2 separate regions of the Homo sapiens genome follow, and region 1 is linked to region 2. Evidence: chromatin contacts called from ENCODE Hi-C or POLR2A ChIA-PET data. All regions are on one chromosome and are shown on one strand. The core of a region is the stretch at or near the end of the contact, and the rest is flanking DNA. Distances in the headings are between cores, read along the strand shown. Region 1 overlaps TGFBR2 (transforming growth factor beta receptor 2). Region 2 overlaps TGFBR2 (transforming growth factor beta receptor 2).

Region 1 (2,735 bases), core at 109-2,608, 38 kb after region 2:
GGCACCTGTAATCCCAGCTACTCGAAAGGCTGAGACAAGAGAAACGCTTGAACCTGGGAGGTGGAGGTTGCGGTGAGCCAAGATTGTGCCATGGCACTCTAGCCTGAATGACAGAGCAAGACTCCATCTCAAAAAAAAAAAAGAAATATGTAGTTCTGAGCTGAGAGAAAGAAGTCATATCTATCCCAATGGTTATATGAATAATATAACCAGAATTTCTGACTAAAAAAACAGGTTGTTTTTGTGGTTCTCCAAGTAGATTCCCCATTTTTGGCTGGTAGTTTTCTCTTCCAACAGCCAACCTTTCATCACCTCTTCTTCCAGACCTGAGATTGCCTCAAGAGAACAAAGCTCCTGGTCTCACTATGGGGTGCTGAGGAGGTGTCGGTTAAATGACTACTAAGCGGCAAATCCCTCTTCTTGATACAAGAAAGAGTTTCCAGATTTATTATATTAAAGATCATTTTATGATCTTTACATTTATCATGATCATTTTATAATCATGATACGTTTATATACCCACATAAACGTACACATACATGCAGAGAACACCCCTAGAAACTACATTTAATAATCGAAAGAGAGATGGTCTAAAGGAAAGGGAAATGGAACAGGTGTTTACATTTAGGAGACAGAGATACACTGACTGTGTGTACTATGAGAATACATTATGTAAAAAGGGGAAAAGAAAGAATAACTTCTTAAAAGGCTTGCTTACCATACAGCCACACAGACTTCCTGTGGCTTCTCACAGATGGAGGTGATGCTGCAGTTGCTCATGCAGGATTTCTGGTTGTCACAGGTGGAAAATCTCACATCACAAAATTTACACAGTTGTGGAAACTTGACTGCACCGTTGTTGTCAGTGACTATCATGTCGTTATTAACTGAGGAGAGAGAAAGATATATTAAATGATTATCCAACTGCCAGGCAGCCTGCCAATGAATTCCTGAAGATGTTATGCAATTTCAAATGAACTTGATGTCATGAGAATGAATCTGAAGAAAGGCAAAATAATTCCTTCACATCAGATTAGAATTATCTGGTGTATGCAATTTGTAATAAAATCCATTGTACCGTGGTGAGGGGTGGTGAGGGGTTGGGGTGGTTGAGTAGCCATTTGCTTTTGTCAATGGTTGTCATAAGGTCCACTTTCTACAAAAATCTTATCATTCAATAAAGAAACCTAGATGGGCCCACTGCATAGTACGGAGTGCTGGGCCCACAAATAAAAGTACCCTTAAGGAAATTATAGTTTAGCTGGTGAATAAGACAGGAAACAGACCAAGTCAGGGTGACCCAAAATAGAGGGCAGCACAGAGGATGTGGGAGCCAGGCGAGCATCACCGCTCAGCTGGGCAGGGAGGCTATAACCTCACAGAGTCATGAAGTGCCACACCAAAGGAGGAACCGTTGCTGGAGGCACAAGATTTTGCCGCCATTTTCCTGACCTACTCCTGAAAGAGCTATAAGGGTCTTCTTTTCAAGGGACTAGTTCTACTGATCTCTCTCTGTGTTTGAGGCAAATCAATTGATTAACTAACACTTACTGAGTGCCTCCTAGACACAATCCCAAGCATTGGTGAGGCATTGGAGTTATGATCGCAGCAAATAAAAGCTGAATCCACCTCAGGATCTGCCTTCTGTACCTCTCCCTTATCACCACCATCACCAATCTCCTGCCCCCTTCTGGGAAGAAGCCAAGTTCATTCCCTCCTCAGGCCTTTCACTTGCTATTACCTTTGTTTAGCTTCCTGTCACTTTTCTGATCTCTGATCAAATGCCACCTCTTCATCCTATAGCAACTCTGTTTTATTTATTGTCTGCACAAACTATCTGCATCGCATACTTGCTAATAATCTATCCACAAAAATGTAAGCTCCATGAAACTTTCTCCACCTCACTTACCTACTATATCTCCAGTGCCAGGAAGAGAACCTTTCACATAGCAGGCATACAAAAATGTTTATTGGATAAATGAGTGAACACAGGATGAATACAAGGAGTCCATGTTTGGCCCTTGATGCCATGTAGGATAGGATACAGAACTTCTTCACTCAGATTAGAGAGGAATGTGATTATAAATGTGATATTCATTCACATTTATTCAATAAAATATGGAAGACAGACTATTCTTTGCAAAATACAGGCTGCAAACTAGGGGCAGTTCAAATAAAGGTGTAACACCCCATTCCCCATTTTCTTCCTCAATGAGATGGTGATGATGTTTAAGACATGAGTTTGGACAGTCAGTGAAGTATGACAAGGCTACTAGGCACTCAACCAGCAAACATGAATTAATACTTACATGCTAGACTAAGAAACATTAAGCACTTAGACCGCATGGGGTGCTGGAACAGTTGCTGGGCCACAGAAAGTTGTGAGGTACTTTTCCAAGGCATAACCCTTAGAGAGGCCTAAGAAAAGCCTCATGTTCCCTCCGCTCTTGCCTAGAGAGGAACACTTTCAATGCCTTTCCACAGTCACTCTCTGTCCTGTGAATTTTAGGATTCTGTCATAGATACTTTGCCCTGCAACTGTCTTTGTAGCTTGGGCATAGCACCTGTTTCCTGGGTCTCTAAAAATATAAACGTATATAAATTTAAGATTTGCTTTCTTGTGGTAACAGTAAATATAGAAGAAAAAAATAAAGCCATTCATCCCTCTCGGGCCTCAAGTTCATTTCAGGAAGTTTATTTTTAGGTAACAAGCTATTTTGAAATTCTCAGTGTCT
Region 2 (2,841 bases), core at 5-2,504:
AGGCAGTCCTGGGGAACTGGACAGAGCTGGTGATTGGCAACAAGTTGATGGCCTGAGACCTTTGACACTCCCAACTTTTTCCCCAGGGTTTCAGGCAGCTGGAGACTGGGATGTTTAATCCACTTTGGCAAAATCTTTGGGTCCAAACTGTGTATCTTATTTATTTTTCATGATGGTGCTTAAAATATTTTTATTTTGGAAAATGCATGTGATTAAAACTATGAAATGACTAAACAAATATGTATAAAGAAATGTAAATCTCTCCCCAACTCCTAACCACTGTTTCTTTCACAAAAGTGGCTTAGGTGGAATAGTGAGATTAAAAGTGATTAAAATTTTTCCCTTATTACTTGCAAATGAGCACTTCTCAATCAATTTTTTATAAAAGCCCAGATGTTTTGCCCTCAATTCATTGGGAATAAAGGCTTTGGTAAAATACAGTAGAAATGAATTACAAGAAAAATGAATCCCACTTGAGTGTTGTGGCAACATCAAACTGCTATTAAAGGCACAAAACACATCTTGGTTTCTGTCCTTATATTGCAAATCTGTAACAGAGAGTTTGAGGACCAGCACCTGCCAAAGACCACACTTGGAGCAACATTGCCCTAAATGCTTCTTAAGGAATGTGAGATGCATTTTGACACAGGAAAAAAGAGCACAAGTTATTAAACATATTTTAAGGGTTTCAAATGAGTCAGACAAAGAATATTGAAAAGGTCTTCAGAGACGGGATCCAACATCCTCATTTTACAGTTGAGAAAACTGAGGCCCAAATAGTACACTGGATTCCAGGAAGAGCATTTAGAATTGTGCACTTTATTACTGTTACTCTGAAGAAATTTGCCTTTGCCTTTTTAGGAAGCTTTCATGCTTGCTCATCTCTGCCAAGCATTGCAGAGATTTCTCCCCTAACCAGAGCAAGTACAGCTGGGGCAGTCCCTGGTATGAACATGCCCTTCCCAAATGTGACAAGTGTGTCCCTCCCTGCCTTGATGGGGCCCTCCTCAGCATACAACCTTGAGAAGGGGAACCTTATGGGATCTGCTGGGTGGTTGTTATTTGTAATTTCTAAGCCAGCTATGCAAAAAAACAATTACAAAGAGCAGCCCTCTCCTTAGCTGGTATTATTTACCCACATTAAACCCAAACACTTGTCCTTTCTGGGTTTAGGGAAGTAGATGTGACTGGTGGTGGAGGTGAGGTAAGGATGAGAATCTCATTTTAGCTACAGGCATCAGATTGGGGCATAGTTGGCAATAGAATTAATGCAGTTCCTCTTTGCACATTTGATCAAATGATGCTTGACCTTGGGCCTCTCTCTTGTGAAGAACTGCATAAAAAGCAAGTTCAGGAGTGTGTGGGCTGAGTCCAGAGAAAATGTTACACCTGGCTAACCTATAACAAGAACCACCTTTTTAAAAAAAATTGGAATTGCCTCTAAGAGAAAAAGCGAAGGCTTAGAGAGTATGACTGAGTTTAGCACTTCAAAAGTGGAAGAGCTAACAATATGCATTGTAAGTATTATTTGTTGTTTTTGCCCTGACTCCTTTAAAAAGTAGATATGAGGACTTAGAAAAGAGATGCCAAGAGTTTGTGCCTCACTTCCTATATCCACAAAATAAGAATAGTCACATATGCCCCCTACAATTATTCAGTGTGATGCTGCAGGGCCAGCTGCACCGCCACCTCCCAACCCCATTGCACTGGCTCTTCCGGTTAGGCTGGCCCAACTCCAGGAGGAACAGGCAGAAGGGCTGGAGTGAACCCTCCCAGCTCGGCCTGGAGCAGCCCTCCAGCAAACTGATGGGAATTGGAAAGATAAAACACCCAGCTTCCTTTGAGTCAGGTGGTATGACACTGAGGTGTGTGTTCTGCTCGTAGTTATACTCCAGTTGCCCATGGTGGTAACCCACTTGATAAGATATCCTTTACTGGTTTCCTTCCCTTTCCTGACTCATTTCCTCATTCTCTTACTGGCATTTCCTGCAATCTCTTCCCAAATAAACTACTAGTACTCAAATTCTTGTTCCAGGGTTGGAGGCACTCCACCCAAGACATATGCCTACACAGCAGAATTAGTTCATCAAACCAAGTCTTTGTCTCACCCTCAGACTGTTTCTGAAGCCAGACAGACGGGGCTGAACACCTCAGAATTTCCCTGAGTGCCTCAAACGGCATCTTTTCTAAAAAACCTCTTTATTTCACTGCTTGAGAACGACTTTCTCTTACTTCCATCTCCCTCCCGCCACCTCTCTCTGCAGTCTTTTCACTGATGGAAGCCACCCGCAACCGCCCGGCCCTCGCAGCTTCTTTTAATTTGTCTCAAAAGGCTCTTAAGAGAAAACTACGCTTGCCTGTCTCTTCCCAGTTCCACAACCCTCAGAGGGCAGGTCTCTGGGACAGCAATGGTATTCCTCGGAAAGTCAGCATCTGGTGCACAGCTGCTGTTTTGACTGTAGTCCCAATGTAACAGGGCAGCAAAGTTGTTGATGGTTTTCCCCAAAGCAGTACCCCCGAGTTTTCATATCTGCTTTCCAGACTGTGCTCCCTTGAAATCCAGGAAAATGAAGCGTTTCAATCCTGGTCTCTCCTCAGCCGTCTCTCCAACGCCTCCTTTTTTTCTGTCTCTTTCTTCCCCCAGCCCCTTCCCTTTCTTTTTGGTTCATTTGCACTTTTTTTTTTTTTTTTTTTTTCATCTCACAAGGCTGCAGCAACTTGACAATACACTAAGGAGCCCTTCTTGGAGTTGTGTTGCTCCTCATTAAATACTTGTTCAGCTGGCTGCTACGTGTCAGCTTCTATTCAAAGGCCTAAATGCTAGGGATGTGGAAGTCAGTG

The links. Hi-C counts contacts between places; a loop is a spot of excess contacts on that map. ChIA-PET counts read pairs that join two places held with the same protein, here RNA polymerase II (POLR2A). Pooled maps may share reads with other maps.
Region 1: a map of CD4-positive, alpha-beta T cell shows a loop between it and region 2 (2.3-fold over the local background). The contact joins two enhancer-like sites. A Hi-C loop is called at or near these places in 14 of 168 maps with a recorded cell type or tissue (A673, B cell, CD4-positive, alpha-beta T cell and 9 more), 3 of 37 single-sample maps with no recorded cell type and 16 of 50 pooled maps. POLR2A ChIA-PET finds 5 or more read pairs at or near these places in 24 of 52 experiments (AG04450, BJ, CD4-positive, alpha-beta T cell and 17 more).

The regions. Positions count from the first base shown.
Region 1 is chr3:30,642,899-30,645,633 of GRCh38, reverse strand. It overlaps TGFBR2 (transforming growth factor beta receptor 2), which reads right to left. Exons shown (of 7, transcript NM_003242.6): 2 at 719-887. Among named protein-coding and RNA genes, the nearest start is that of TGFBR2, 38 kb to the right of the region's middle. Within about 2 kb of position 1,358, at least 20 of the 41 ENCODE cell types and tissues checked have a DNase peak (open chromatin) inside an H3K27ac peak, as active enhancers do; they include B cell and CD8-positive, alpha-beta T cell, where a contact is called at or near this core.
Region 2 is chr3:30,681,016-30,683,856 of GRCh38, reverse strand. All of the region lies in intron 5 of TGFBR2 (transforming growth factor beta receptor 2), which reads right to left. Among named protein-coding and RNA genes, the nearest start is that of TGFBR2, 76 kb to the right of the region's middle. Within about 2 kb of position 1,254, at least 24 of the 41 ENCODE cell types and tissues checked have a DNase peak (open chromatin) inside an H3K27ac peak, as active enhancers do; they include B cell and CD8-positive, alpha-beta T cell, where a contact is called at or near this core.